2 separate regions of the Homo sapiens genome follow, and region 1 is linked to region 2. The links are chromatin contacts, found by Hi-C or POLR2A ChIA-PET in ENCODE. All regions are on one chromosome and are shown on one strand. The core of a region is the stretch at or near the end of the contact, and the rest is flanking DNA. Distances in the headings are between cores, read along the strand shown. Region 1 holds the start of PEX16 (peroxisomal biogenesis factor 16). Region 2 holds the start of LINC02696 (long intergenic non-protein coding RNA 2696).

Region 1 (4,899 bases), core at 458-2,957, 560 kb after region 2:
TACTATTTCATTCCTGAGTCCCCATGCTTCCCACCCTGTTCTTGGCAGAATTCTCACCACAGGCAACTTTTTCCGAAGCTCCTTCCGTAGGATCCCGTCATTGAGCAGCACAAGCAGGTTAGAGGCAGAGTACACTGAGGGGTAGAGAGTGGCCTTGAGAGGCTGGCTCTGCAGCCTCCATCCCTCTCACCTTCTCCCCAGAGCTGCAGGGATCACCTGTCACATGCTCTGCTCAGACACCCACAGACTATGTGGAAACCAACCTTCTTCTCCACCCACTTCCTCAGCACTCCCCTCTCCCCAACATGATCTCACAAGGGTGGCTGGACCAAGAAAGGATGGGTCAATCTCAGTGACAAGCCAGTTACTGCCCTGCTGGATGGCACTGGTCATCCAGCTGCCCACAACTGCCCATCGCTCTCTGAACTGCCACAGATACACGGTCCCACCTCCTGGCCCTTTCTCTCTTGGCAGCCTGTTCCTGAGGGTCTATTCCACCTCCACTTTTCTTTTTTCTGAGTCGGAGTTTCACTCTTGTTGCCCAGGCTGGAGTGCAATGGCACAATCTCGGCTCACTGCAACCTCTGCCTCCCAGGTTCAAGCAATTCTCCTGCCTCAGCCTCTCAAGTAGCTGGGACTACAGGCACCTGCTACCATGCCCAGCTAATTTTTGTATTTTTAGTAGAGATGGGGTTTCACCATGTTGGCCAGGCTGGTCTCGAACTCCTGACCTCACGTGATCCACCTGCCTCTGCCTCCCAAAGTGCTGGGATTACAAGTGTGAGCCACTGCACCTGGCCTCACCTCTGCTTTTCAAAACCCAGTGCATTCTTTCAGGACTGTGACAGCAGTCACTGGGCAAACACTCTTGAGGTAGTTACAATCTGGGAATCCTGGAATCTGGGAGATCTAGACTTGAATCTTGGTTCTGGGACCATCAGTGACTGTTCTCTAACCTCACTGAGCTTCTTCCTTAAATGGACAGTGATGACAATAAGTACCACTTAATATGACTGTAGGGAGGATTAACAAGTAAAGGTAAGAAAGGCACTTAGTCCAGCGCCTGGCCAGTAGTGAATACTCAGATAAGGTCCCCAGACGTGTCTCTTGACTTAGGGACATGGAGGGCCCAGGACAATGAACAACAGACCTTGTGCCGATTCAGTCATAGCACAAGGTGTCTAACGGGCAGCCCAGGTCCTCGGGCTGGGGTGCTCACCCTCTCTGGGGAACTCACCAGGGGCCAGGCAGCCGATCCCCCATCCCCCACCCCCAGAGCCCGGCTCACCCAGCTCTGACAGCTCGTGCGAATCGGCGAATCGACCTGGGGAGAGGGTACAGAAGGAGGTGTGAGTGAGCATCTGCCTCACATTTCGTCTTCGGGTCCCGGAAATCCCCTCCCTACGCCCTTTGGGAACCTGGACGGGTCTTCTCAAGCACAGCGATCACTACCCTGACTCCGCAGGGAAGGGGGCCACTGGGGTCATAGGTCAGGGCCCAGAAGGAACTGATCAAAGGTCAGGGTGGCACCTGCCAGCAGGTAACTGAAGCCCCGCACTGCTGTCTCCAGCTGGGCCGTGGCGGCCGGGTGACGAGTCACGTACTCCTGGTAGCGGAGGCCCAGGAGCCGCAGCTTCTCCATCCTGCCCTCGGCACCGACAGACCCACAGAAGGACCGTACGACAGGCTGCGGCGCCCTGCTTCCTGCGCCCTCCTTCCTGCTTCCGGTCTTAGGCCCGCCTCTTGGTTGCTTAACTTCCGCGGGCCAGAAGGCTGAGGACTTGAAGAACCGGTGAACCACCCTTCACCCCATCTCTTGAACCGCTTCCCACTCGGGTAGCCCTTAGCAACTGAGGGCCCAAACCCGGCCCCCTACTCCCTCAAGTCATTGGTTAGCACGCTCTCCGCCCCTGACCCGCCCAGCGCCGTCAGCACCCAGCTCTTCCGTTTACCGGGTTGGCTGCCCTTGCGCCTGCGCAGTTAAAGCTCCGGTAAAGCCGGGCGGCAGTCAGAGCAGTTCATTCTAGAGAAGGGAGCTGGAGCCCCGAGTCTTTCCAATGGAACGCCGAGAGACTCGAACGGCAGGGCCGGATTTTAAAGGGCTGAGAGATAGCGGGTGCTTGAAAAAAGGAGCCTCGATCAGATTTGGGGAGGTGCGGGGCGTCTAAATACAGTTGCACTGTGTCTCAGCAGGCGCGCGTTCGGCCAGTATCCCCATCTCCGTTTCCTCAACAAAGGTAGTGCTGGGGAAACTGAGGCAGTAAGGAGTCCAGCCCTCTAGTGCCGTCTCGATCCCCTAGACAGCACAGTTAGTGCTCCGGCTTCGGCCTCAGCTCCCGTATGGACTGTGCCCCCCAAAGGGCTCGCGCCTGCATTCCCACATACGCGAAGAAAGCCCTGGCCCGGGCTTCTCTCGGCTCGGTGGCCCTTGGGCGGGAGTATCCCTTCTCTGGGTCTCGGATTTCCCGATCTGTAAAATGGTTTGAGGGCAGACTTGATCCTTGAACTCAGAATCGATCTCAGCTTTCTGGCCCTCGGACGCACCTCGCAGTCCTCAGCTGCGCCCCCAAGGGAAGGGGAGACCCCTGGGGAGTATCTTCCCAAACCAAGCAGCCTCCCTGGAACGGGTGGCACCGGGAGATCTGCGGCGAGTGGTGGAGGGAACGGGCGCTCTGGGGAGGTAGCGCTGATTGGCTGCGGGGAAAGGGGCGTGACATGGGTGGAGCCGTGGGCCAGTGGCCTGAGGGAGCGGGCCAGCGGATTTATGGTACCCTGAGAATAGTAATACATTATTTTACCTAATCCTCTCCACCAGATATCTCCAGATGAAGAAAGCATCCTTTTAAGAACGCCCAGCCAAAATTTGAGTGTTGGTCTTTTCTGACCTCAGAGACTAGGCGGTTTTTTTTAATTCATTTTTTTTAACTTTAATTTTATTTTTAGAGACCAGGTCTAAGCATCACACCTCACCAGGAAACCACAACCTTCCTTCCACTCCCTCACTCCACCCTACTCCACAGCTTAGTTTTCTTCTCTATCAGGTGGGGGATTAAAGCTGCCCTCTTCTCACATCAAAGAACGAAGACCCAGGGAAAGGTGACCAGGGGCCTGAGGAGAGGCAAAGGTCTTGGAGAACAGAGGAGGTGGTCATGGGCATCGTCGACATCATTTCTGGCCACGCTCTGGGTTCCAGGCTTGCTTGCCCTCCTCCCAGCAGCCCCAAGTTGCTATGAACTGTTCACAGATGGGAAATTAGGGCCCAATAAGGAGGGGAAAGGATTTGTCCCACATGGCACAGCAAGGCACTGGCCAAAGAGGCCACAGCGCAGGTCTCCAGTGGCAGTGCCCTCTCTCCTACTGCCCACAGCCCACAAAAGCTGTGACATGTTGAGGCTCCTTGGTCATAAGGCCAGTTAGCAACTGGGATTAGGACCTAGGCTCAGGGCCCTCAAGGTGAGGCTCCTTCTCCCTTCCTCTGCCCCACCTTGTTTTTTGTTTGTTTGTTTGTTTGTTTTTGAGACGGAGTCTCACTGTCGCCCAGGCTGGAGTGCAATGGTGCAATCTCAGCTCACTGCAAACTTTGCCTCCCAGGTTCAAGCAATTCTCCTGCCTCAGCCTCCCGATTAGCTGGGCCTACAGGCGCCCGCCACCACGCCTGACTAATTTTTGTATTTTTAGTAGAGACGAGGTTTCGCCATGTTGGCCAGGCTGGTCTCGAACTTCTGACCTCAGGTGATCCGCTTACCTCAGCCTCCTAAAGTGCTGGGATTATAGGTGTGAGCCACTGAGCCCTGCAGGGCCCTGCTGTGCACCAACACCTTAGTGAACTTGTTCCTCAAACCTCCAGTTTGGCCACTCCTCCAGCCCTCCCTCTGCAGCTGTGGAGAGGGTACAGAGAGAGAATTTGAGGTTCTTCAGCACTCCTTGGGCTGGAGGTCCTGATTCTGAGAGCAAGGTGTGGAGGGGAGAGGGGCAGACTCCCCAGGACAGAATAGGAAGGGGCTTGGGCTGGAACCAGTTTCTTCTCCCTCCCTGCAGAACTGGGAAGGGGAGCATGGGTCTAGCCAGCTTGGCAGCAGCAGGGCTGCCTGAATTTCCTCTCTAGATCCCAGGCCGGATTAGGGCCCAGAGACAAAGAGTTGCGGTGTGTGCAGGAGGCCCCTCCCCTGCTCCCTGGCCCCCTGCCTGGGCTTGGCCGTCTTTGTTGGGCTGGAAGGACCTTTGGGCAGATTGAGCCGTATCCTCTCTCCTTCAGTTTGCCCCAAGTCACAGGGGAAGAGAGGTAGACCAGTCCAACATTTACCTACGAGAGTACCAGAGGCCCAGAGATGGAGCCTCACTCGTCTAATAGGGTCACACAGCAAAGTCCTGGGCAGAGCTGGGTCAAAATGGGTCTTAGGCCAAGAGGAACAGCACCTGTTTATATGCCCATACGTGTCCCTCTTTCTCCCTCCACGCCCCCAGAACAACCCCTTGGGGGCCTAGCAGGTATCTCAGCACTTCAGTTTCCCTGAGTGGTGAGGTTGAGCCAGAAGAAGGGCCAACATTGTGAGTGACTACAGTGAGATCTGCAGACCCAGCTTCCTGCACTGACTCCCCCAGCCCCTTTATTGAAGACTCATCCTGGGCCAGCACCCAACTATGGATCCCATATGGTGTTTGTTTGTTTTTAGAGACAAGGTCTCACTCTGTCACCCAGGCTGGAGTGCAGTGGTGTGATTACAACTCACAGCAGGCTTGACCTCCTGGGTTCAGGTAGTCCTCCTACCTCAGCCTCCCAAGTACTAGGCACATGCCACCACGCCCAGCAATTTTTGTATTTTTTGCAGTCATACAGTTTGGCCGCATTGAGCAGGCTAGTCTCAAATTCCTGGGCTCAAGCAATCCACCTGCCTTGGC
Region 2 (5,101 bases), core at 525-3,024:
CCAATGCACTCCAGCCTCGGCAACAGAGTGAGACTACATCTCAAGAAAACAAAACAAAACAAAAACCCCCCAAAACAAGCTTATGTTTCTCCAATCTTAAAAAATAATAATTAAAAATCATCATTTTCCTTTCAGAATCACTCTCATTTCTTCACAGACAACTTCTTGGAAGATTTGCCTATGTTCATTTATCTCCATTTTCTCACCATCACCCTCACTTATTCCTCAACTCACCACAAGCTGACCTTCTCCAGCCATTCCAAGGAATCTGCTCCAGGTAACAACAAAGTCTGCTCAGTCATCTCACTAATTTATCAGCAAAACTGACCTAATTACTCTTCCTGAAGTGCTCTTCCCTTGCTCCCTGCAATGCCGCATTTCCCTGGTTCCTCTCCTAGGGCTGCCTGCTCATCTTCCCTTTCTTTAGTAGAAGAGCTCTTGACACTCTGTCCTGCGCCTCTTTCCCAAAGGGTATTCTCTCCACCAGGCAATTTCTTCTAAGCTCCTGCTCTAGCACCATTCATATACAAGAATCTAAGGCACAGATTTCTAGCTCAGGCCTGTCATCTAAAAAATCAAACCAGGCACATCCATTGGCCTGTTGAGTTTCTCCCCTAGAAGACCTTCAAGGCTTAATATATGTAAAACCAAACTTCCCACACATCAGCTTCTTCTCCTGTGGTTCCCTTTTAGTATGTGATGGCCCAACATTCTCCCAGCTATCAGCCCAGAAGCCTGGCAGTCACCCCAACTCTGCAAATTTCACACACCCAATCCACCACCACCACTGCCGCCACCTGCTTCCCAATGATCTCTCTCTCTCCCTCCCTCCCTCCTGTATTCTTCAGCTGTGGCCTGAGTCCAAGTAACCAAAGTCAAGAAAAGCAGGGCCATGTACTCTGTACTCACCAGCCTGGTGCTTGAAACCCTCAACTATTGTAAAGTGGTTATGTTAATGAAAAGGGGTCCCCATCCAGACCCCAAGAGAGGATTCTTAGACTTTAAGCAACGAAGAATTTGGGGCAAGTTCAAAGAGTAAAGTGAAAGCAAGTTTATTAAAAAAGTAAAGGAATAAACGATTGGCTACACCATAGGCAGAACAGCGGCATGGGCTGTTCAACTGTGTATACGTTATTTATTGATTATACACTAAACAAGGGGTAGATTAGTCAAGAGTATTCTGGGGAAAGGAGTGGCAATTCCCAGAACTGAGGGTTCCACCCTCGCCTTCAGATCATATAGAGTAACTTCCTAACATCGCCATGGCATTTGTAAATGCTCATGGTGCTGGTGGGAGAGTCTTTCAGCAAGCTAATGTATTATAATTAGCATATGATGAGCAGTGGGGACAACCAGAGTTCACTTTCATTGCCAATCTTGGTTTTGGTGGATTTTGGCCGGCTTCTTTAAGTATCCTGTTTTACCAGCAGGGTCTTTGTGACCTGTATCTTGTGCTGACCTCCCTGTCTCATCCTGTGACTTAGAATGCCTAACCTCCTGGGAATGCATCCCAGCAGGTCTCCACCTTCTTTTATGCAGCCCCTATTCAAGATGGAGTCCCTCTGGTTCAAACGCCTCTTGACAGTTCATCTTTTCAGTGTTTCCGGCTAGGAAATTTAAATGTTTGTCCATCTATTCACTGGGCTCTGAAGCACTCATTTAGTACACTGAGAAAGGAGAGGGAGGGGGGATGGGAGGAGGGGAGGAGCAGAGAAAGGAGAGGAGGCGGAGACGGTTAGTCTAGCCTCTCTGTGGGGCCTCTCTGCTGGTACCCAGATGCTGAGCGCTGAAATTCTCATCCGCCACACACAACATGGCGGCTTCCTGGACCCGCGCCCAATTTTCGCTTCCGGGATGGAAGCTACGTCATTTCCCCCTCTGTTGCCCTAGCGCCCCTTGGAAGCCAAGAATATGAGGAAGTCTTCTTCCTTCGCGCCTTCTTCTTCCTTACGCTCCAGGGCAGCCTGACAGAGCCGCTCGAAGGCTCTGCTGGCCGCGGCTAGCCGGTGAGGAGGGTGGGGGGAGGGGCCGTCCCGCGTGTGGGGGAGTCTGAAGGCGACCAACGAGAGGGAGGGCCGGAGCGGGGAGGTGGCTCGGAGGCATGTCCAGTAAATTGGGGATGAAAATCCTCCCAGGAACCCGATTATTAATGGGTTGAGGGAAGTGGCAGGTGCAGCGGTTGCGCAAAGACAATGATGCTTAGTAGCCAGGACTTCATGGCCACAAAATTTGTGTGTAGAGAGGGCCACAGCAGCCTGAAAACCATTTTCGTCCCCTTTTAGGTTTACCCATTCCACTGGACCCAGCCACCACCCACTCCTGCTGTCTGGTAAACTTTCCTCCTGTTTCTGGGGCCATGTCTGGCATGAAGAGTTTTTACTGAATAGTTTTCATTGATCGCAGGCCAGTTCTCTCTTCTCACCCCTTTATTGAAGTGACAGTGAAAATCTAAGTGAGAAAGCACTGTTACAGGGGCTGAAAAGGCTACAGGAGACCAGAGCCATTGACTTTTATTTTTAAAATGAAGATCTCTTTTACTTGAAGGAACTTAAGAATTTTGGCATTCAAATAGGGGCTGGAAGACTTGAAAGCAGTAGAAATTTCACCACAGGTGATAGGAAAGGATGATCACGAAATGAATATCTCCTGACTTGCACACCTAGTGAGCAGAGCCAGGAAGGACCTCCTTCACCTTAGCATTTGGAACAGGCTGCAAAGTTCATTCTTCCTCATAGCAGCCCCTGCATTCAGTTTGGTTTAGTTGTTTTATGTGGTTTCTAGCCTGATTTTTTTTTTCAGGGTGCAGCAGAAGTCTCAGGTAGCTGAGAAGTTCATGGAATCTTCTTATTTGCTACACCTTTCACTACTGCTTGTGATATAGTGCAGGGTTGGGATGTGCAGACATTTCTCAAGTGCACTGTGTACCTACACAGCATGCTGCAATTTGGCTACTGAAGTCAAGAGAAACTGGTTTGAACAACTACTGAGTGTAACATAGGAAGCGCATTTCATTTGATAACAGGAACACAGCTTTTGTGCTAATAAAATGCTTTGAAAATTAGTGTGTGGTCTTTAGTAATTAGCATATACATTTTAGTTATCCATTGGTTCATAACAAACGGACTAAATAGGTACCCCACTGAGTCATTTATCTAAATGAAAAGTTTGGTTAAATTGTAGTTGTAGGCATTGATCAAAGCTAATGGGAAAAAGAGATTAAGATGAAAATCATGGGATTAAATTTTTAATTAGTTTGCCCCTTGGACCGTTGCTTGGTATGACATGGAGATTGATTGGCTACTTATGCCTGCCTGGGAAGATATGGCTCTGCTACCAAACCTCTGAACGTAAGAGTGTTTTGCAAAAAAACTGAATATTTTATTCAGTAATTTTTCACTTTATTCCTGCTTAACAAGGAATTGAAAAGGAAGGCAAGGTCTTGGATCTCATAGTTCTTGGTATAGTGATAGATATAAAGTATGAGATGGGGGCTTCAGTGGGTTCATTAATAAATATCTCAAATTAACATGTCTAAGTCAAACTCTTCCTTTCCTGCCCCCAATCTCTTCCTCTCCCAGGGCTCCTTATGTCAACTAATGGTGCCATCATTAGTGCACTCAAAGCAAAAACCTGGGAACAATCTTGATTCCCTCTTTCATTCCCCACAGCTCACCCATCAACAAATTCGATCCGCTTTTATTCTAAAATATATCCTAAATCCATTCACTGTTCTTATCTCCACCACCCTAACCCAGGCATCATCATCCTTTACCTGGTTAACTGCAAGATCCTTTTCATTTAACTTCCCTGCTTCTAATCTTCTGACCCATTTTCACCATCCCAGTCCATTCACCACACAGTAGCAGCCAAAATATTTGTTTAAAATGTAAGTTAGATTCTATCACTTTTGTGTTTAGAATTATTGTCTTCCCCCACTAATTACTGTGCCCTATGTGATCTGGACTCAATCTGGTACCACTCCCTACCCCTTCACTCACTATAATCCAGACATACTATCTTTCTTTCTTCAACCTGCCAAGTTTTATCCTGCCTTAGGGTCCTTGCACTAGCTGTTCCCTTTGCTGGAACCCTCTTCACCCAGTTATTGCAGAGCTGGCCCTCTCTTGTTTAGAGCTGAATTTCAATGTGACCTCTTCAAATAAGTCCTCCCTTGACCACCCAAACTCATGTACCCCCTTGTTACTCTCTGTCACGTCATCCTGATTCAGTTTCACCACAACACTCATCATTACTGCTATTTTCTTGTATCTTCCTTTGTTTATTGACTGTCTCCTCCCATTAATATGTAAGCTCCCTGAAAATAAACATCTTGTCTATATTGTATGACTGTATCCCCAGAACTTCAAATAGTCTGTGACATATGAATGAATGAATGAATGAATGTACGAATGGATTCTGCTTCCCCAAAGCTGCTGCCATCTCATCTCAGGTACATTGAAACAGGAAGGCTGGTAAAGGCCAGGGGGTCAAATGCTACATAGAGTGGAGCCTGAAGCACAAGATGTGGGCAAAGACACAGTGGAGAGGGGCAAGAAAAGCATTTGGGATGGAGGGCAGAGGGTCTGGGAAGGAACATGGAAATGATATAGAACAACTCTACAGATATGTCCTAGACATCTTAAGACTTGTACAAGCATGCGTGTGCCCGCACATACACACATACCAGCTTGAAGAATCTTGTCTCAGCACATGCTCTGTACTTGAGTCTTAGAGAACACTTTTCTTGGTAGAGATGTTTAGGCTTCAGCATTAAGGAGTCTGATTCAGAGGTCTAGGTAGGGCCCATGTGTCTGTGACTGCATAATACTTGTAAACTGGTCTCATTCTTGGTCAGGACAATAAGGCTGCAGTAAATCATAGCAGCTGGGAGAAAGTAGTGTGGTATCCTGCAGTGGTTCTGTTCACCACCACATGGGCAGAGCATGAGCAACTTTCCTTTCCTGGGCCCTCGTTCTGCTCAGATACAAAGTGAAGGCTTACTTGGGCTCCTGTGCAACTTTAAAAGTGAAACTTAACTGAAATTGGGCAGGTGGGCTGCACTTCTTCTAAAAAGTAAGAGGCCCACTTTTTAGAAAATATT

Evidence for each region. Hi-C counts contacts between places; a loop is a spot of excess contacts on that map. ChIA-PET counts read pairs that join two places held with the same protein, here RNA polymerase II (POLR2A). Pooled maps may share reads with other maps.
Region 1: a map of CD4-positive, alpha-beta memory T cell shows a loop between it and region 2 (30-fold over the local background). The contact joins the promoter of PEX16 here to the promoter of LINC02696 in region 2. A Hi-C loop is called at or near these places in 1 of 168 maps with a recorded cell type or tissue (CD4-positive, alpha-beta memory T cell) and 9 of 50 pooled maps. POLR2A ChIA-PET finds 5 or more read pairs at or near these places in 1 of 52 experiments (activated CD4-positive, alpha-beta T cell).

Annotation. Positions count from the first base shown.
Region 1 is chr11:45,916,170-45,921,068 of GRCh38, forward strand. It overlaps PEX16 (peroxisomal biogenesis factor 16), which reads right to left and starts at 1,708. Exons shown (of 11, transcript NM_004813.4): 1 at 1,531-1,708; 2 at 1,289-1,324; 3 at 58-134. The coding sequence starts at 1,642. RefSeq lists enhancers at 764-1,516, 1,463-1,532.
Region 2 is chr11:45,353,597-45,358,697 of GRCh38, forward strand. LINC02696 (long intergenic non-protein coding RNA 2696) reads left to right here and starts at 1,775. Exons shown (of 2, transcript NR_120558.1): 1 at 1,775-2,006; 2 at 2,800-3,061.